Regions from separate parts of the Homo sapiens genome. Here region 2 is linked to region 1. A link is an interaction called in ENCODE POLR2A ChIA-PET data of the cell type or tissue named here. Cell type or tissue: CD4-positive, alpha-beta T cell. All regions are shown on one strand. Links, peaks and the distances in the headings refer to the core of each region. The heading gives the core; the rest is flanking DNA.

What was found. ChIA-PET counts read pairs that join two places held together with the same protein. Peaks named below come from ENCODE experiments on the same cell type or tissue, not always from the same donor. Only the 100,000 strongest peaks of a DNase experiment are listed, where the experiment ranks them.
Region 2: POLR2A ChIA-PET joins it to region 1 with 6 read pairs; 6 of 35 experiments call an interaction of 5 or more read pairs at or near these places.

The regions. Positions count from the first base shown.
Region 1 is chr11:117,330,155-117,340,621 of GRCh38, reverse strand. CEP164 (centrosomal protein 164) reads right to left here. Exons shown (of 33, transcript NM_014956.5): 2 at 4,942-5,017; 3 at 1,954-2,056. The coding sequence starts at 2,035. It also overlaps the pseudogene PRR13P3. Among named protein-coding and RNA genes, the nearest start is that of CEP164, 7.5 kb to the right of the region's middle. In CD4-positive, alpha-beta T cell, for the core only: no CTCF peak of the experiment used is centred there; no DNase peak of the experiment used is centred there.
Region 2 is chr11:117,273,530-117,283,996 of GRCh38, reverse strand. RNF214 (ring finger protein 214) reads right to left here. Exons shown (of 15, transcript NM_207343.4): 7 at 3,993-4,089; 8 at 3,738-3,826; 9 at 2,593-2,683; 10 at 2,299-2,397; 11 at 1,727-2,103; 12 at 1,461-1,593; 13 at 1,147-1,251; 14 at 787-882. Among named protein-coding and RNA genes, the nearest start is that of BACE1, 37 kb to the left of the region's middle. In CD4-positive, alpha-beta T cell, for the core only: no CTCF peak of the experiment used is centred there; no DNase peak of the experiment used is centred there; H3K4me3 peaks cover 1,558 bases; H3K27ac peaks cover 2,295 bases.

The DNA of each region.
Region 1 (10,467 bases), core at 3,258-8,257:
TCAAGGCTGCAGTGAGCTATGATGGAGCCACTGCATACTAGCCTGGGTGACAGAGTAAGACTGTCTCTAAAAACAAAAATATGGAAAACAAAAAAAACACCCTATGCTATAAGCAAAGTCCAGCATTTAACATGAGATCCATGTATTCCTAGAGATGCAAGAATTGTGAACCCTGCTCTCAAGTCCATGAACCACCTGAATTATAAGCAAACTTTGTATGCCTAGATCATAACTCGTCAGAATTTCAAAGAAACTTTCACTCCAAATAATTGCATAGTGCTTCAAAGTGCAGGCCCTATGGCCAGGCACAAGTGGCTCATGCCTGTAATCCCAATCCTCTGGGAGGCCAAGACGGGGAGATCACTTGTCAGTTTGAGACCAGCCTCGCCAACATGGCAAAACCCCGTCTCTGTTAAAAATACAAAAAAATTACCCAAGCACAGTGGCACGCATCTGTAGTCCCAGCTACTAGGGAGGCTAAGGCAGGAGATTCACTTGAACCTGGGAGGCGGAGGTTGCAGTGAGCAGAGATCCCGCCACTGCCCTCCAGCCTGGGCGACAGAGTGAAACTCCATCTCAAAAAAAACAAACTAACAAAAAAAAACAAAGAACAAAGTACAGGCCCTAGAGCTTGAATACCTGGAGGTGGATTCTAGCAACACCACTTAGAATAGAACTGTATATCCACAGGAAGTTAATCTTTCTGTGCCTTGATTTCCTCATCTGTAAAATGGGGATAATAATAGTACCTAACTCATGGAGTTGCAGTGAGGGTTGAAAAGGTAATACATGGGCCAGGCATGGTGTCTCCCGCCTGTAATCCCAGCACTCTGGGAAGTGGAGGTGGGAAGATCACTTGAGGTCAGTTTGAGACCAGCCTGGCCAACACTGCAAAACCCCTTCTCTACTAAAAATACAAAAATTAGTTCCCCAGGTGTGGTGGTGGGCACCTGTAGTTCTAGCTACTCAGGAGGCTGAGGCATGAGATTCGCTTGAACCCGGGAGAGAGAGGTTGCAGTGAGCCAAGATCATACCACTGCATTCCAGCCTGGGTGACAGAGTGAGACTCTGTCTCAAAAAAAAAAAAAAAAAAAAAAAACAAAAAACAAAGGAAAAGGTAATAAGGTAATACATGCAAAGTGCTTAAAACAGACGCTGGCACATAATAAGTTATGTTGTTATTGTTACTAATAATGTTATTGTTGTTTAAAAAAACACTGCTCTAAGTTCGTGCTTAGGAAATTGGGTTTCCCCTGGTCTCAGAACACACTGTATTTAGATACCCCCTACTATGTTTCCATTTAAATCTAATCACTGCTCTAACCCAAAGACAGCAAACTTTTTCTGTAAACAACCGGAGAGTAACTATCTTACCCTTTGTGGGTCATATACCTCTCTTAACAGCCACATATCTCTGCAGCTGTAGCATAGAAGCAGCCACACACAATACATAAACCATTGTGGCTGTTTTCCAATGAAGGTGTATTTACAAAAATAGGCAAGTAGCCAGGCAAGGTGGCTCACGCCTGTAATCCCAGCACTTTGGGAGCCGGAGGCAGGCAAACCGCTTGAGGTCGGGAGTTCGAGACCAGCTTGTCCAACATGGTGAAACCCGTCTCTACTAAAAGTACAAAAAATTAGCCAGGTGTGGTGGTGCACGCCTGTAATCCCAGCTTCTCGGGAGGCTGAGGTGGGAGAATCACTTGAACCTGGGAGGCAGAGGTTGCAGTGAGCTGAGATCACGCCACTGCACTCCAGCCTGGGCAACAGAAAGAAACTTAAAAAAAAACAGGCAAGAGGCCAAGGTAGGCTCACATTTGATCTAACCCGAATATACTAAGCAACTCTGTACATGTACCATACTTTGCACTGAAAGAATAAAAATAAACCAGACAATCCCTGTCCTCAAAAAACAAACACAATACACCACAGGCCTCTTCACAGACTTGTTACCTTGCTCACTAGGAATGTAGGTCTCATCATAATCTTCTTCCAGAACCAGCTGATCTCCTATGCGGAGGGGTCGTCCAGCCATGACTCATCTGGGCTCAAACACCTAGATCCCAGAGGCCCCCACCAAAAGAGAAAAATCAGTGACCAAGCTTAACAGGGGAAAAGTTGGCACTGGGTCATGGAGCATCTGGGTCAAACCAGACCCTGCAGAGCAATTTGGCCAGGGCCTTCCCAGGCGCCAGGTATAGTGGAGGGTGAAACCAACAACTCAAGGCTCACAGGCTCTGCACCTGGCAAAGGTCTCCCAAAGGCTTGATGAACACCTGGTGAACCACAAAACATCTTCAAGCCTGGCTCTGTCAAGAGTTTGACTTTGTGCCTCCCCCAGATAGAAGAAACAATTATAATACAGAACCACCAAGTAAAAATCCTAGTGACACCAAAATAACCAGCAGCACAGACCCCCATACACCAGCACATCTCCGTGGCACACCCCCATCTCAACACATATGCCCATCTGGATGTCCCGATTCATATCCAAAATGCCCTCAGGAAGCTTACAATCCAGTGGCGGGAACGACCTCAAGAGCAGCAGAAGGCAGAAGGGAAAAAAACTTCCTGTTCTGAGAGTGCTAAGATAAGGGCAAAAAATTTCCCCAAAAAAAGGAAGGAAGGAAGGAAGGCTGGCAAGAATTCTGATGGGGGAGAAAGGCATTCTAAACAGAGGGAGCATCTTGCACAGACAGGTGTTCCAGAGTGGGGATACCAACATGTGTGACCGGCTGGTCACAGTGAGCCTTGCAGACCGTGCTAAAGAGCCTCCACCCTGTCCTACACCAGAGGGGAGTCACTGAGGGCTCTGGTGAAACAAAGTATCACAGGGTGGCCTTTTTTTAGGACAAGAATTCTGGCAAGACTGGCATGGCTGGATTGGAGAAATGAGAGACTGGTGTCAGGAAAACCACCTGAGGAGGCTGCTGCCCAGGGGCGAGATGATAAGGACTTTAACTAGGGCAGAAGCAGGGGAATGAAGAAGAGACAGTCAGAACAGACCCAGTGATGTTAAGCTTAATAGGACCAGGATATGGGGGAAAAGTGGAAAGGAGCTACATCCCTTCAAAATTCACATATGTATATATTTTACTTTTTTTTTTTTTTACAGAGATGGTGTCTCACTATGTTGCCCTGGCTGGTCTTGAACTCCTGGGTGCAAGCAATGCTCCCGCCTCAGCCTCTCAAAGTAAGAAAAATACACATATTGAAGCCCTAATCCACAATGTGACTGGTTCTTTAGGAGGTAATTAAAGTTAAATGAGGTCATTAAGGTTAAATGGCCTGATAGGATTAAAAGGAGAGGAAGAAAGGACCAGGAACCAGGGCAGCAGATGGGGCCCACTGTCTAGTGGCTTAGAGGTCTCTCTCTACCATCTGAGGACACAGCAAGAAGGCAGCTGTCTGCAAGACAGGAACCAGCAACAGACTTTGATATGGGCCTTCTAGCTTCCAGAACTATGAGAAAAGAGATTTCTGTTGTTGGAGCCCCCCAGTCTACGGTATTGTGTTACGGCAGCCCAAGCGAAGACAGAAGTCCAGCTTGAATCCAAGGTTTCTAGCTCCAGGGATGGGGCGGTGCCAAATTCTTCAACTGAGAAGCTGGTGCACTTCTAGAATTGCTCCTCTCTTCCCACCCCTACCTCAGGACCCCAGTTCCCACCAACTCTCCCCATGGCAGCTCCCATGCTGCAGCCTGATGAAGGAAGTCGCCTGGGAAACTGCTGCCACACACAGACCTGCTCAGAGCACCTCCCCAACCTGCAGAGCAGTTGGCCACACCAAATGTGACCAACAGGAGTCTGGAGCCACAAGTCCTGACCTCTCCAGTCCCCACTTCCTCAGAAGCTGCCACTGTTCCTCCTGGAGCAGCAAGGATGAAACGGCCCTCTTCAAGCAGAAAGGCCCAGCCATTAAAAACATCAGGATCTGGTAGAACGCATCAAGCCCAGGCAGCCGTGGAAAGGCTGGAGGACACACCTAAACATGTGGAATCCCAATGCCAGACAGCCAGGGCCAAATCCATATCCCCCAACACTGGGTGCCCTGGAGGTTCCAATCCTGCCCACCCACCACCTATCAATCCACCCTTTCCCCCAGGCCCCTGTCCTCCTCCCCTAGGAGTTCCCCAGGGCAATCCAGCTTTCCTCCCAGGTGGGGCCCCTCATCCTGTACCACAGCCAGGGTATCCAGGATGCCAATCCTCGGGTCCCCACCTTCCTCCATACCCACCGCCTGCCCCTGGAATCCCTCCTGTGAATCTCTTGGCTCCTGGCATGGTCAGACCAGCAGTGACAGCGGACAAGAAGATGCAGAATAAAATGAAGAAAGCTCATAAAAAGATGCACAAGCACCAAAAGCATGGCAAGCATTCCTCCTCCTCTTTCTCCTCCTCTTCCAGCAGCGATTCTGACTGAATACAGGCCCTGGACCCTTCCCTCAAGTCTCACCAGTTCTGCTCTCCCATCAAGCTTCAGAAGCCATGTTGTACTGGGGGAAAGTAGCCCTTGTGCTCCCCCCACCCCACCCCCAACCTGAGCCTCACCCTGCTGTTGAGCCCTGAATGGATAGGGAAAATGGGAAGAGGATTGCCATGGCCTGGCCATCTTCTTGCTGCTTGGATAGATCAGATAGCTAATGAGTTTAGCAGGGGAGCTATTTTTTTGAAGATGATGAACTAAATATTGAAGACAAGTTTGAGATCTGTAAAATGTGATTTTTTTTTACTTCTGCTTATAATACTTGTGATTGGGGAGGTTTGTGGAAATTTAATTATGATTAGAAACCTCTATCTTTTTTGTAATGTTGGCATACTTGGGGAATTTAGTGGCAAATACATTCCCCAGCAGGCCTTTTGTTGGTTGCACTAACTGCAAGTTTGGTGGGAAGTAGAGTCCGTTTAGTCGATGAGCTTTGACCGCCGTTTTGGAACCTTACCTCTCCTCCTTAGCCCAATATACTCTCAGGTCCTATTCTCATTCTCCAGCTCTCAGTCCAAATAAAGTTATTTCTCCTGGTTGAAAAAAAAAAAAAAAAAAGTCAAGATCTGGCCTAGAAAGGAAATGGCTGGATCTGGAGACTCTGAACCTATTCCAAGGTTCCTAGAGACCCCTGACAAGCAACAAAGGATCCATCAGGGATTGTTTACTATGGCCCCCCTCTGTACCATGACAGCTAACGGGTGGGCAACAGAGGAGTCCTGCCTTAGGACTCACAAGACATGGTTCCCTTTGTCAGTGCACTGAACCTGAAGGGAGCCAGCTTCTGCCCCTCATTCCCACCATGCCACCTCCAAGCAGGAAGAAAACACCAAAGGAAAAGGGCTTCTTTCAACAGTACATAAGCTGAAGTGGGAATGTGCTCCCAACCCTCAGAAGAACCCGTAACATCCTGCAGACATGATGCCCCACTGTGCTACACACACAGTCAGAGGCGACGCAGGCCTGACCACTGCTGACTAAAAAGCTGAGCAGAAAAGGACCAGGAACCCGGGTGGCAGATGGGGCCCACTGCCTGGTGGCTTACAGAGTCACCTGAATCTTTAATCCTCTTAGGGAGAGGAGAAGAAAAAAGGAAAGGATCCACGGGCAGGGAGGGCCCAATGGTGGCCTGAACATTAGGGTGAATAAGCACTTCCCAAGCATGTGCTCTATACGAGGTACTATCTTAACTACCTCAGAGAATTTGAGAAATTCTGCATTTGAGAAATGTCATCCCCTAGATGCATCCCATCTCCAGCAAGCACAGGACAGGTAGTCTCTGTCCACATGGCAACAAGACTAATTTGCTATATACATAATGATCTATATTTACCTTTTTTTTTTTTTTTTTTTGAAACGAAGTCTCAGTCTGTCACCCAGGCTGGAGTGCAGTGGCACGATCTTGGTTCACTGCAACCTCTGTCTCCCAGGTTCAAGCTAGTCTCTTGCCTCAGCTGCCCGAGTAGCTGGGATTACAGGCACCCCCACCATGCCTGGCTAATCTCTGGATTTTTAGTAGAGATTAGATTTCACCACATTGGCCAGGCTGGTCTCAAACTCCTGATCTCAGGTGATCCACCGGCCCTGGCCTCCCAAAGTGCTGGAATTACAGGCAGGAGCCACCGCACCTGGCGATATATTTAACTACTTAAAGATCAGGAAAACTCTGGGAAATCTGAATTCATGGATCATCCAAATTCAAATAAATGTTCTGCCAGAAAAAAATTAAAATATGGGTGGGTTGTATTCTACCTTCTTTCCTTACCTTATCAGGCTCTAGAAAAGATGTGGGCAAGGACAGGTCCAAAAGGCCAATGAGTTAAAGAAAAAAGGAACGTGGGAACAGAAGTCATATCTATTTGTCTGTATGTAGTAGCAGGATGGCTACTAAAGATCATCTACTCACTCGAGGAATATTTATTGGGCACCTACCACGTGCATTTATTTCTAGGCGCTAGAGATGCAATCGTGATTAAAAACAGATTCAGCTGCTGCTACTCTTGAGCTCGTCTGGGAAGGGAGGGAGACAAACCAATCAGTCACAGAGAAATGTATAATTAGAACCGAGGGAAGTGCTCTGAAGGAAATAAGCCTGATTTAGATGATGCCTACACTGAGAACTGAATGATGAGTAGGTATTCACTAGACAAAGAAAAAAAGGAAAGCGTGTTCTAACAGATGCATGCAAAAGTCCTTCAGCAGAAGGCAACACGAGGCAAGAAGCAGCACAGTTGGATAGGATGCTGGGGAGGCCAGTGGGAGCCAGGCCATGCAGACTTGCCCTTTATCATAACAGAACTAGGGCTGGGCACAGTGGCTCACACCTGCAATCTCAGCACTTTGGGAGGCCAAAGCAGGAGGATCGCTTGAGCCCAGGAGTTCAAGACCACCGTGAGCAACATAAGACGACCCTGTCTTACCCTGTACAAAAAAAATTAAAAATTAGCCAGGTATGGTGGTGTATACCTGTAGTCCCAGCTACAGGGGAGACTGAGGCGGGAGGATCACTTGAGCCCAGGTGGTCAAGGCTGCAGTGAGCCTTGATTGTGCCACCACACTCCAGGCTCAGTGACAGAGCAAGACCCTGTCTCAAAAAAGAGAGAGGAATGGAAGCCAGGAAATAGTTTTTCCAGATACACATTTTGAAAAACTACTCCAGAAGCTACTAGGAGTACACCCTAAAGCGGAGGCCAGATTGGAAAGAAGAAAATCAGGGCTGATGCAGAGAAATAAGGTAGAAAACCATGAGCTAGGCTAGGTAAGAGGCAATGGTAACCTGAGTTGGAGTGGTAACAGAGGATGAGAAGTCTAAGAATGCAGCCCTTGGGCCAAGCACTGTGGCTCACACCTGTAATAACAGGGCTTTGGGAGGCTAAAGCAGGAGGATCACTTGAAGCCAGGAGTTTGAGACTAGCTGGGTCAACATAGTGAGACCGTCTCTACAAAAAATTAAAAATATCAGCCATGCATGGTGACACACACCTGTAGTCCCAGCTACTTGGGGGGCTCAGGTGGGAGGATCCCTTGAGCCCAGGAGTTCAAGGCTACAGTGAGCTATGATAACACCACTGCACTCCAGCCTGGGTGACAGGGCAAGACCTGTCTCTAAAATAAATCAATAAATGAGAATGCAGCCCTTAGATCTGCCATGGCAAACAAATAGGACATGTCCTACTATTTTCCTCCAGGCCTAAAACTGTGAAGGACATCACTAGTCAATTATGGCACCCTAGACATGGCCTCAGAACCCTCAACATTGTTCACTACGTAGCAGTTACCAATAGATGAGATGAAATCCAGTGAGATCTACTTGCTGCCTAGCCTGAGACCTTCTGTGAGCCAGAGTTAGGAGGGGTCACCCAACTGCACTCATGCATCTCCTACCAATCTCAGAATCAGGCAAAAAAGGAGTGGCTCACACGTTTCCTCCAGGAAGCCTTCCCAGCCAATTTTATCCTCTCCTGTCAACCCAGAACCACCTTAGCACTGAGCTCATAATTTTCATGTGTTCCCAGACAGATTTCTCTCAATATTATTATTTTTTCTTTCTTTCTTTTTGAGACAGAGGAGTTTCGCTCTTGTTGCCCAGGCTGGAGTGCAATGGTGCGATCTCGGCTCACTGCAACCTCCGCCTCCTGGGTTCAAGCGATTCTCCTGCCTCAGCCTCCTGAGTAGCTGGGATTACAGGTATGTGCCACCACGCCTGGCTAATTCTGTATTTTTTTAGTGGAGATGCAGTTTCTCCATGTTGGTCAGGCTGGTCTCGACCTCCTATCCTCAGGTGATCCACCCGCCTCGGCCTCCCAAAGTGCTGGGATTACAGGCGTGAGCCACCGTGCCTGGCCAATATTACTTTTTTTATGAAAATGTGTCTTCTTACCTCTCCTGTTAAACCACAAACTTCTGAGGGCCATGTCTCCTCCTCTGGAATTTTCCAACAAAGCCTAAAATAAGCCTATGTAAGCTGTCGGAGCTCAGTTACTGCTGTAACTGCTAATATAAAACCAAGGAATAGGCCGGGTGTTGTGGCTCACACCGGTAATCCCAATACTATGGGGGACCAAGGCCTAGGATCACTTGAGCCTAGAAGCTCAAGACCAGCCTGAGCAATATAGTAAGACCCTGTCTCCACAAATATATATATATATATATATATTAGCCAGGCATGGTGGCGTGCACCTGTGGTCCCAGCTACTCGGAAGGCTGAGGCAGGAGCTATGTGATCAGATGGAAAGGAAGACAGAGTTACATAAAGAGTGTAAAGTGGGGAGGCAGAGGTGGGAGGATCACTTGAGACCAGGAGTTCGAGGCTGCAGTGAGCTATGATTGTACCACCATACTCCAGCCTGGGCAACAGAGTGAGACCCTATCTGAAAAAAAAAAAAAATACACCAGCAATCTCAGAAGCTAGGAAGACCCGCAGTAGTTTTGGTCCACCTTCCTTCCCATGCCAAAATTTTCCTCTCTGTGCTTCCAGTGACAGGCGGCATAGTGGTCAAAGTACCAGCTTTGGAGACAGAAGACCTGGATTCAAATCCCAGCTCTCTCACTTAGCAGCTGTATGACCTTAGGCAAGGTGCTTCACCTCTCTCAGCCTCAATAACTGCATGTGTATAATTAAAACAATCTTAACAAAAATCAAAAAGCCTGAAAGTAAAATGAAACAACACTTATAAAGTGCCTAGCACAGTCCCTGTATACAGAAAAGTTACACAAATTTAGCTAGTATTACAGATTCTATTTTCAATTCCATAGTTAGATAATTCTTAACTATTAGAAGGTCTAATAGTAAGCCAATAATCAGGTTCTAAAAAAATGTTCCCTGGTATCTCAAGTCTGCCTTCTGCTCATCTGGGGACACCCTAGGATTCTCTAGCTAAGGTAGGCTAAGTATTCCCAGTTCTCTTCCATTCAGTACATATCGTTTCCCAGTCCTTCAATATTGTGGCTACCTTGCCCTGTACTTTGTCAGCATAGCTAGAGTTTTGCACATCTGCACACTAACAGAGAATATACACTCACAGACATAATGAGGGTTCTCTGTATATTTATTTCTTCCACCCTGCTCCAACAATTACAAAGAAGGTTGACCACAGAAAAGATTGACTGGAGAAGGTAAAGGGGAGAAGGTGGAAGATGTCAGAGTTGATTACGCAGTGGTAATGAGCAAAAGCTTTGGAACATTCTTGGCTTTCAATCCCAGCTCTGCCTCTTACTAGCTGGACAGCCTCAGTTTTCTCATCTATAAAATGAGAGTACTAACAATATCCATCACAATGTGTTGTGAGGCTTATATGATTCAATACATGTAAAGTGCTTAAAATATACTAAGGTCTCAATAAATGTTAGACATTACATTATTATGACTGCTATTCACCTATTTAAAAGGGTTTATTCTACCTTGCTCCAAAGGACATATCCAGCACCAGGCAATATAAGTTAAGGCCATTCAGACATTAAGTAATCACTTTTTCTTTGCTTTTTTTTTGAGACAGAGTATCATTCTTGTCACCCAGGCTGGGGTGCAATGGCACGATCTCTGCTCACTGCAGCCTCTGCCTCCCAGGTTCAAATGATGCTCCTGCCTCAGCCTCACGAGTAGCTAGGATTACAGGCGCCTGCCACCACGCCCGGCTAATTTTTGTATTTTTAGTAGAGATGGGGTTTCACCATGTTGGCCAAGTCTCGAACTCCTGACCTCAGGTGATCCGCCCGCCTTGGCCTCCCAAAGTGCTGAGATTACAGGCGTGAGTCACCGCGCCAAGTAATCACTTACTGAACACCCACCATGGGCCAGACATTGTGCGACGTGTTAGGGCTACAAACCTGATTACACATGGCCCTGAACTTGAGCTCAGCCTACCTGGAAAGCCAAACACGTAAACACATGACTACAAAATGTGTTACATGAATTAAAGGAAGTAACATAATATATAACAGAACACAAAGGTAAGGGCAAATAATCTTAGGAAGATCAGGGAAA
Region 2 (10,467 bases), core at 2,574-7,573, 56 kb after region 1:
AAGCCACAATTTACTGAAAACCTTATGATTAGACATTAGAGACCAGGTGCACTGGCTCACGCATGTAATCCCAGCACTTTGGGAGGCTGAGGCAGGAGGATCACCTGAGCCCAGGAGTTTGGGACCAGCCTGGGCAACATAACAAGACCTTCTCTCTACTAAAAAAGAAAAAAAAAATTAGCTGGGCATGATGGCATGTGCCTGTAATCTCAGCTACTCAAGAGACTGAAGCACCTTGAGCCTAGGGGATTGAGGCTATAGTGAGCTATAATCGTGCCACTGCATTCCAGTCTGGGCAACAGAAAGAAACCCTATCTCAAAAAACAAAACAAAAAAAAGGCTGGGCACGGTGGCTCACGCCTGTACTCCCAACACTTTGGGAGGCTGAGATGGGCGGATCACAAGGTCAGGAGTTCGAGACCAGCCTGGCCAATATGGTGAAACCCTGTCTCTACTAAAAATACAAAAATTAGCCAGGCATGTTGGCAGGCGCCTGTAGTCCCAGCTACTCAGGAGGCTGAGGCAGGAGAATCACTTGAACCTGAGAGGTGGAGGTTGCGGTGAGCTGAGATCACACCACTGCACTCCAGCCTGGGCAACAGAGCGAGACTCTGTCTAAAACAAAACAAAACAAAACAAAAAAGATATTAATGATGAGCACCAACACAGTAAAAGAAAAGTTATTTTAGCTGTCAGGGAAAAAAAAGAGTAGAAAATGAGAAAGAAAAATTATTTTAGCTGTCAGAAGAAAAAGTGTAGAAAATGAGGAAGGTCTGTAACACCTACCTCCTTGTGCAATACATGGGTACACGCCATTGGATGCAGCTCACTGGGCTGGACGAGTTTCTGGCACATTAGACATAGCTTACAGGTGGCTGGAGCCTGTAGAACAGAGGCGGCATGATCAAAAGGTAAGGAACCTCTGGGTCTCCTTGCCTTTTATGCCCATAATTCCATGCAGCAAAAAGATTTATATCAAAAGAAACAAAAATCCAAATATAGATTCTTGCCTAAAATATTTGCATTTTCCCAGTAGGGCTGCAAATAACCCAACTGATGGTTTCTTCCTGCACTCCACCTGTAAACCCACTCCTTCCTCACCTCCAGCTTCTCCATATCACAGTGTTCAAAGAAAAAGAGTCTTACATGTGAAGACCTTCCAGGATATGAAACTTGGGCAGAAGGCAAGAACATTGGGGTACTGATTTGGGCCAGTGGAGCAGGGAACAAGGCCCGGATGCGACCAAGTGGCTGTAGGTAGAAACATTGTCAGAGTAAGGGAAGAGAGTCTGAGTAACAGAGCATATCACAAAAATCACTTATTTCCCAGTCCAGGAAAGGAAAAAAGCAGACTAGCTACCTCTGACTGGAATGCTTCTTCCCACCCCACATTTTTCTGAAATCTACCTCTTCCCCAGCCCTCAACATGCCTAAGTTCTCTCCCAAGTGGCTTTTCTCACCTGAGTACTTGCTGCCACCCGCTCATGTTCTGCCAGTCGTGCAGCAACCAACTGGATAAGTTCCTCCATGGTCAGGCCTGCCATGGTGGTACGTGCTGTCTTGATCTGCTGAAGAATGTTGGTCATCTGGGCCCTGAGGAAAAAAAATGTTGAGGGAGAGAAAGCCTATGCTATACCCACGGGGAACACCCATGTAACCTCCTCTGTTTTAACCCATAAGCATTTCTCTGATAGAGACATCTGAATCAGTCCTTGAAGGTACTTACTTATTGCACTGTGGGAACCGGGTCAGCAGCTTCTCCAGGATCTTCTCCAGTTTGTCTACTGGTTGGGGCCGGGGAGTTTCAGCAGAAGCCTTAACACCGCCCAAGCCTGGGGGAGGTGGGATGGAGGCGGCAGGGGGCATGTGTGGACCGTGGGGGCTGACAAGGGAACCCAAGCCAGGGCTATTTCTGCCATGGGAGCCAGGAAGGGGTGAGGAAGGCTGGCTGGGCTGGGAAAGGGCAGGGTTCAGGATTGGGAAAGACAAGGAGCGGGGATCTGCACTGGGCATAACCATGGGCATTGTGACCTGCCCAATGGAGAAGGGCATCCGAGGAGCCAGAGAGGGACTGGGTTGAAACACCTGAAGCATGAAGTCTGTCTGCAGAGGAGAAGAGGTAGAGGACGAGAGAGAAAGGAAGAAAAAGAAAGTTTAGGAAACTGGAGAAGACATCAATGAACAACTCTTGCACTGAATAGGGATGGTCCCAATATCTTCATAAAAAGAACACGCAGAAGACTCTGCTGCTGCTACCAACACAGAAAGGTGAACTTCCCCCCAAAGCCACTCTCTTACCTCTGATGGGGGTGGAGGTAAAGTGGGAGTAGGGATTTGAGGAAGGCTGCTCAGCTTGGCTCCGTTCCTCACTAACTGGATATGACTATTAAATTGGTCCTAAAAAAAAAAAGGATTATTTTTACTGCTGAACTGACTCAGGCTCTCTAGAAAGACAGCACCATCCATTATCAGGAAAACAAAAGGAATAGTAGGATAGGCCCCAAATGGCAATGCAAAAGGCTACCTCCCAATTGCTGGAAGTGTTAAGCACAGACTAACACTGACTGAATGATGACTCATAGATACACTTACACGAACATTCTTTTTCATTATCCGAACTCCATTCAGTCTCGTCTCCCACTCCTGTTTGGAACGAACTGTCTCCAGTGTTGGGGGAGTTGACCTTTCAAGAAACCAACAGGAATTTACAGATTTAAAGAAAGCCCTGCTAGGAACAGTGACTCACGCCTGTAATCCCAGCACAAGAGGCCAAGGCGGGCAGATCACTTGAGCTCAGGAGTTCTAGACCAGCCTGGGCAATGTGGCTAAACCCTGTCTCTTAAAAAAATGCAAAATTAGCCAGGTGTGGTGGCTCACGCCTATAGTCCCAGCTACTTGGCAGGCTGAGGTAGGAGGATGGCTTGTGCTCAGGAGATGGAGGTTGCAGTGAGCCAAGATGGCACCACTGCACAACAGAGGGAGACCCTGTCATTAAAAAAAAAAAAAAAAAAAAAGCCCTATTCCTAATTCTCTGAGATAGCAAAAGCAAAATAGTAGCTGGCTAATTGCCGTTGAGAAGAGGTGGGAGCAGGTGCAGGAGAAGCCCAAGATTCGAATTCCTTTGCCTCACTTTAACTCCAGTATCTTTTAAGTAATTGAGAAAGAGAACCAACAACAGAGAGAGGGTTCTTGTCTGCCTGAAAATGCCACAAGGGTCCTCCAAGTTCCATGGCAGAAAGAAAATAAATGACTACATAGGAAATGAATCTCCAAAGATCATTGTTATGCTTTATAGGTTAACAGATGCTGGTTATTTTTTATTTTTTAGAGACAGGGTCTCACTGTCACCTAGGCTGGAGTGCAGTGATGCCATCAAAGCTCACTGCAGCCTCGGCCTCCTGGGCACAAGTGATCCTCCTGCCTCGACCTCCCAAAGTGCTGGGATTACAGGAGCATGCTATTACGTCTGGCTTTAACAGATAGTGTTTATCCAAATGGAAACAAAACATTAAAAAATGCAAAACTATAAAACTGTAGCAGGGAAGAGTTACAGTACAGAACTTTAGAATGTGAGAGGAAAAACCACTGAGCAATTGCTACTGCAGACAGAGATAGCCTTACAATTCCTGTGCAGATAGAATAAGTGCCAGACTAGCTGGCCTAGGAATGAAAAAACCTAAACAAACAAACAAACAAACTGCAAAACAATTAAAGCTCTAGAACGGAAAGGTACTTACTTGAGGTAAGTAAGGTGCAATTCTGCCTCTTTTTCTGCTTCTTCTAGTTTCAGTACCAGTAACTCTTTCCGGCTCTCTAGTGATAAGATCTAAGGAAGCCACACACATATAAATACTTTATTAATTTTACATACACAAAGGTACCTCTAGGTAGTGAAAACAAATGCTTACTGGCTCTCCTATTACAATGCCAAAAGTAGATACCATCTGGAAGCCTGAAACTAAGACTTTCAAGATATCAGCTCCTCTTCTCACCTCTGCCTTCCAGGCCCGTTCAGTCTCTTCCATAATGTTCCTATTTATTTCGCCATCCTGATTCTTGAGTCTATCCAGTTCCATTTCCCACACCTCTCTGTAAGATAAGAAACCAAGAACAAGACTAAGGAAGAAAGATAAGCTTGTTGAGAGATACCAGGGCAAAAGTACAACCCAAAATTGGTCAGCCAAGTATGTTACAGGAAGTCTTACTCTAAGTATTAACTATACTTATTTTTCTTTCTTCTTTATTCTTTGCTAATCAAAAGAGAGCTGGAGTATAAGTATCAAATATAGATACAGACAAATAATGTTTACAGTGGTCTGCAGTTGCATAATGGCCCTATATTTGAAAGTAAAAACGTTGTGACCGGGCGTGGTGGCTGACGCCTGTAATCCCAGCACTTTGGAAGTCCAAGATGGGCAGATCACTTGAAATCAGGAGTTTGAGACCAGTCTGGCCAGCGTGGTGAAACCCCATCTCTACTAAAAATACAAAAATTAGCTGGGCGTGATGGCGCACGCCTGTCGCCTAGTCCCAGCTACTCAGAAGGGTGAGGCAAGATAATTGCTTGAACCTGGGAGGCGCAGGTTGCAGTGAGCCGAGATTGCACCACTGCACTCCAGCCTAGGCTACAAAGCGAGACTCTGTCTCAAAAAAAAAAAAAAAAAAAAAAAAAAGTTTGTATCTCCACTTGCTAAAATAAAGTTACCTACAGCAGGAAAAAGACTGCATCTTAGAACAAAAGCCCTCCATTGAAGGCAGAACATTCTTCTACGTTCAAGAGGATTCAAAACCATTATGGCATTCTGCATTCTTATTTCCCAACATGTCTTTTAGTATGGGTCCTGAAGAATGAATGCAGGACCAAACACAGGGGTCCACTTTTTTGTTTGTTTGTTTTTTATAGACAGGGTCTTACTCTGTTGCCCAGACCAGAGTACAGTGCTATGACCTTGGTTCACTGCAGCCTCAACCCCCTGGGCTCAAGCAATCTTCTTGCCTTAGCCTCCCAAGTTGCTGGGACTACGGACACAAGCCAGCACGCCTGGCTGATGCTTACTTATTATTTTTTGTAGAGACAGGGGTCTCACTTTGTTCTACAGGCTGTTCTCAAACTCCTGGGATCAAGTGATCCTGCCACCTCGGCCTCCCACAGTGCTGGGATTACAGGCTACTGTGCCTGGCCAGAGGCCTACTTAATATTCATCCTTAATGCAGCAAATCACTAATTCGCTACTAAGCACAGTGATACAAGTTTATTAATTTTCAAGTTTTCCTAGCTATAGTAAATATGCTTCAAAAGGAAAAAAATGTTCTCTTCATACCTCAGGACTTCTCATTTTCTTTGGTTTCCTCCCTCCTTACATGTTTTCCCCCCACTCAGCATGACAGTGACCAACTCTCCTGGTTTGCCCAGTACTGAGGGATTTCCCAGGATGGATGACTTTCAGTGCTAAAACTGGGATGGGTGATCACCCTACTCAGAACTATAGAGGCCGTTAAGCAACACAGCCAGCAAAGGAATTTCCTTATATTACATTTGATTGTGGTAAAGTTTTATAGCTGGAAGCCTGGATTACCAAGATCAGTGGACAGAATAGGATGAAAATACTTAAATTATCTCCCCGACATTTTAGAAAAGTAAAAATAAAATAAGAAGAAAAGCTTGGGAAGAGTTACATGTTTTGTTTTGTTTTGAGACAGAGTCTCACTCTGTCACCCAGGCTAGAGTGCAATGGCGTGATCTTGGCTCATGGCATCCTCCGCCTCCTGGGTTCAAGCGATTCTCCTGCCTCAGCCTCCCGAGTAGGTGGTACTACAGGCACGTGCCACCACACCCACCTAATTTTTTGTATTTTTAGTAGAGACAGGGTTTCACCATGTTAGCCAGGATGGTCTCGATCTCCTGACCTCGTGATCCACCCGCCTCGGCCTCCCAAAGTGCTGGGATTACAGGTGTGAGCCTCTGCGCCCGGCCAAGAGTTACATCTTAAGAGAAATGTTCCCACTTTTCTTTTTTTTTTTTTGAGAGGGAGTCTCTATCTGTTGCCCAGTCTGGAGTGCAGTGACACAATCTTGGCTCACTGCAGCCTCCACCTCTCAGGTTCAAATGATTCTCCTGCCTCAGCCTCCCGAGTAGCTGGATTACAGGCACCCACCACCATGCGCAGCTAATTTTTTTTGTATTTTTAGTAGAGATGGGGTTTTGCCATGTTGGCCAGGCTGGTCTCGAACTCCTAACCTCAGGTGATCCACCCACCTCAGCCTCCCAAAGTGCTGGGATTATAGGCGTGAGCCACCACGCCTGGCCCCCACTTTTCTTCAGTGAGAGAAACTTTTATTCCCCTTCTGTTTTTGTAGTAACCTTACATATACAAAAGAGAGCAATCTACTTAACAGAAGTTTATGAGGCCCTTTCCTCTCACATATTCTTGCTTTTGACCCAATTCTCCACATATCCCTGGTTCTCTATTTCATGTATAGGTAGAGAGGGTGTGTGTGTGTGTGTGTTACACACTTATTCAATCTCTGACATCAGCCCTCTACTGACAAGGTATATTCATCTATTAGAAATGAGAAGTAGGTGGGCATTTTCTGCCTTAATCTCCAGGTATTGCTTCCCCAAATTAACTTCCTAGCAGAGAACACATTATCTAACAATTTTTTTTTAAGGCTGTCACCCAAGCTGGGGTACACAGGCGGGATCTCGGCTCACTGCAACCTCCACCCCCCAGGTTCAGGCAATTCTCCTGCCTTAGCCTCCCAAGTAGCTGGGACTACAGATGCGTACCACCACATCTGGCTAATTTTTGTATTTTTAGTAGAAACAGGGTTTTGCCATGTTGGTCAGGGTGGTCTTGAACTCCTGACCTCAGGTGATCCACCAGCCTCAGCCTCCCAAAGTGCTGGAATTACAAGTGTGAGCCACTATACCCAGCCTAATAATTCTTTAGACAAAGATTTTATAGGCAGCTGTGTTTTCTTGCTACAACACATATTCCCTCAGTTCCAAAATATACAAAATATATGAAGAGTCAGAATGCTCTTACCATAAAAATATGTGAAATACATTACAGAGTCAATCCATCTAGCCTACTATTCACTCTGACAATCGGATAATTGTAAGAAAACATGACAGTTGCCTTCTGTGACTGATGTTATCCTTGAAGATTATAGATGCTCACTGAACATCTCTTTCATTAAACACATTGTCAACTACAAATATAAACTTATATTAGAAAAATCCTCTTATGTCAATGGAAACATTCCACATATTCACAAACAAAAAATCTTTTCCTTTGGGTTTTTTGCCACATTCACCTCACTGGGATCTAACAAAAGGAACTACATGCAACAATAGCAAAAATGGTTAAGAAATTATTTTCTTATTTTCTTTTTTTTAGAGAGAGGGTTTCACTGTATTGTCCAGGCTGGAGTACACTGGCATGATCATAACTCACTGTAACCTTGAACTCCTGAACTCCCACCTCAAATTCCTGAGTAACTAGGACTATAAGCATGTATCATCATGCCCAGCAAATTTTTTAATTTTTTGAGAGAAAGAGTCCCACTATATTGCCCAAGCTGGTCTGGAACTCCTGGACTCAAGTGATCTTCCTGAACTGGCCTCCCAAAGCTCTGGGATTACAAGCATGAGCCACTGTGCCCGGCCTTGTTCCAGTTCTGAGGGGGAATGCTTTCAGCTTTTCTCTCTTCAGTATGATGGTGGCTGTGAGTTTGTCATATATGGCTTTTATTATTTTGAGGTATGTTCCTTCTGTGCCTAATTTGTTGAGGGTTTTTTTTACCACAAAGGGATACAGGATTTTATCAAATGCTTTTTCTAAATCTATTGAAATGATCATATGGTTTTTAATTCGGTTTATGTGGTGAATCACATTTATTGACTTGTGTATGCTGAGCCATCCTTGCCTCACTGGGATGAAGCCCACTCGATTGTGCTGAATTATCTTTTTGATATGCTGTTCAATTTGGTTTTGCTAGTACTTTGTTGAGGACTTTTGCATCTATGTTCATCAGGGATACTGGTCTGCAGTTTTCTTTTTTTGTTGTGTCCTTTCCTGGCTTTGGTATCAGGGTGAGACTGGCTTTGTAGAATGAGTTAGAGAGGATTCCTTCCTTCTTGATCTTCTGGAATAGTTCCAGTAGGATTGGTATCAGTTCTTTGAATGTCTGGTAGAATTTGGCTGTGAATCCATCTGGACCTGGGATGTCTTGGTTGGGAGATTTTTTAAATTACTGATTCAATCAAACTACTTGCTATTGGTCTGTTCAAGATTTCTATTTCTTCCTGGTTCAAGCTTGGGGGGTTGTGTGTTTCCAGGAATTTATCCAGTTCATCTAGGTTTTCTGGTTTGTATACATATATGTGTTCACAGCAGTCTCAGATGATCTTTTCTATTTCCGTGGTATCAGTTATGGTATCTCTATTTTCATTTTTGACTAAGTTTATTTGAATCCTCTCACAGCTAATCTACCTAATGGTCTATTATTTTTGCTTATCGTTTCAAAGAAACAACTTTTAATTTTATTGATCCTTTGTATTTTTTGGTTTCAATTTTGTTTAGTTCTGTTCTTTGTTATTTCTTTTCTTCTGCTAGCTTTGGGTTTGGTTTCTTCCTGTTTTTTTAGTTCCTTGAGGTGTGATATTATTAGACTGTCAATTTGTGACCTGTCTTTTTGATGAAGGCATTTGGCACTATAAACTTCCCTCTTAGTATTGCTTTTGCTGTATCTGAGATTTTGATAACTTCTGTCACCGTTATCAATCATTTTTAAAAAATTTTAATTTCTATCTTGATTTCATTGTTAACTCAAAGATCATTCAGGACAGGTTGTTTAATTTCTAATTTCTATAGGTTTGAGAGTTCCTCTTCAAACTGATTTCTAGTTTTATACTGCTAGGGTCTGAGAAAACACTTAATATTATTTCTATTTTAAAAAATATTAAGACTTGTTTTGTAGCCTATCATATGGCCTATCTTGAAAAATGTGCCACTAGGCCAGGTGCAGTGGCTCACACCTGTAATCTCAGTTGTTTCTGGAGGCTGAGGTGGGTGGATCACTTGAGGTCAGGAGTTCAAGACCAGCCTGGCCAACATGGCAAAACCCCGTCTCTACAAAAAAAAAAAATTTACAAAAATTAGCCAGACATCATGGCGCCCATCTGTGTTCTACTTGGGAGGCTAAGGCAGAAGAACTGCTTGAACCCGGGAAGCGGAGGTTGCAGTGAGCTGAGATTGTGCCATTGCACTCTGGCCTGGGCAACAAGAGTAAAACTCTGTCTCAAAAAAAAAAAAAAAAGAGCCATGGCTGGGCACGGTCGCTCACGCCTGTAATCCCAGAACTTTGGGAGGCCAAGGTGGGCAGATAACCTAAGGTCAGGAGTTCGAGACTAGCCTGGCCCAACAGGGTGAAACCTCGTCTCTACTAAAAATACAAAAAAAAAATTAGCCGAGTGTGGTAGTGGGCACCTGTAATCCCAGCTACTCAGGAGGCTGAGGCAGGAGAACTTCTTGAACCCAGGAGGCGGAGGTTACAGTGAGCCAAGATTGTGCCATTGCACTCCAGCCTGGGCAACAAGAGCAAGTCTCCATCTCAAAAAAAAAAAAAAAAAAAAAAAGAAGTCATTTGTTTTCCCAGTACTAGGGGCTTTCTCCTCTCTCCCCTTCATCTAGTAAGATAGCATATTGGCCCCAAATTCTAACTAACTACTCCTTTGAGTTACCCACCACTGAGTTCTTCCATGTGTATGCACATTGCACATGTAAATAAACTGTTTTTCCCTCCTGTTAATCTGTTATTTTGAAACTGTCCCTATAAACTGTATGAAATTCATCGGGGAAGAAGAGGGGGGAGAAACGAAAATAAACGAGGCTTGCAGCACATGCAGTGTTTATCATGAGGTCAGCTTGCTCTCTGACTAGCTACTTCACCAGTGTTTTGCGCCTGCTGCCTCAGAATCACATAGACCCTGCTACGAGATTAAAGTTCCCCTTAAGTGTTCTATAGACAACATGAACATTATAAAACATTAAGTTTTCCCTTTAAGATATTCTTTCAGATCCTGCATAGCAGTGAAATTATTGACATCAGCCTGTCTGAAGGACCCCACTGACGCCAGTTGGTCTGAAGGATCCCAGAGGAGCTGACTCACCAAAGAATGCAGTTTCCACATCTTGATGATTTCATCCCCCGTATCCCAACCAATCAACGACCTCAATTTTCCCGCCCCTTACCTTCCACAATCCCCTTAAAACTTAAAATACCAGCCCATAACTCCTCAGGGGAAATGGATTTGAGGGTCTCCTCCCATGTCCTCACTCAATGCTCTGCAATCATTAAACTCTTTCTCTGCTGCAAACCCTGCTGTTTCAATGTAACTGATCTACTACTGCACAGTGGTCATATAAACTTGTTGGTTGTATAACATTTTGTCAGTTTAATTTT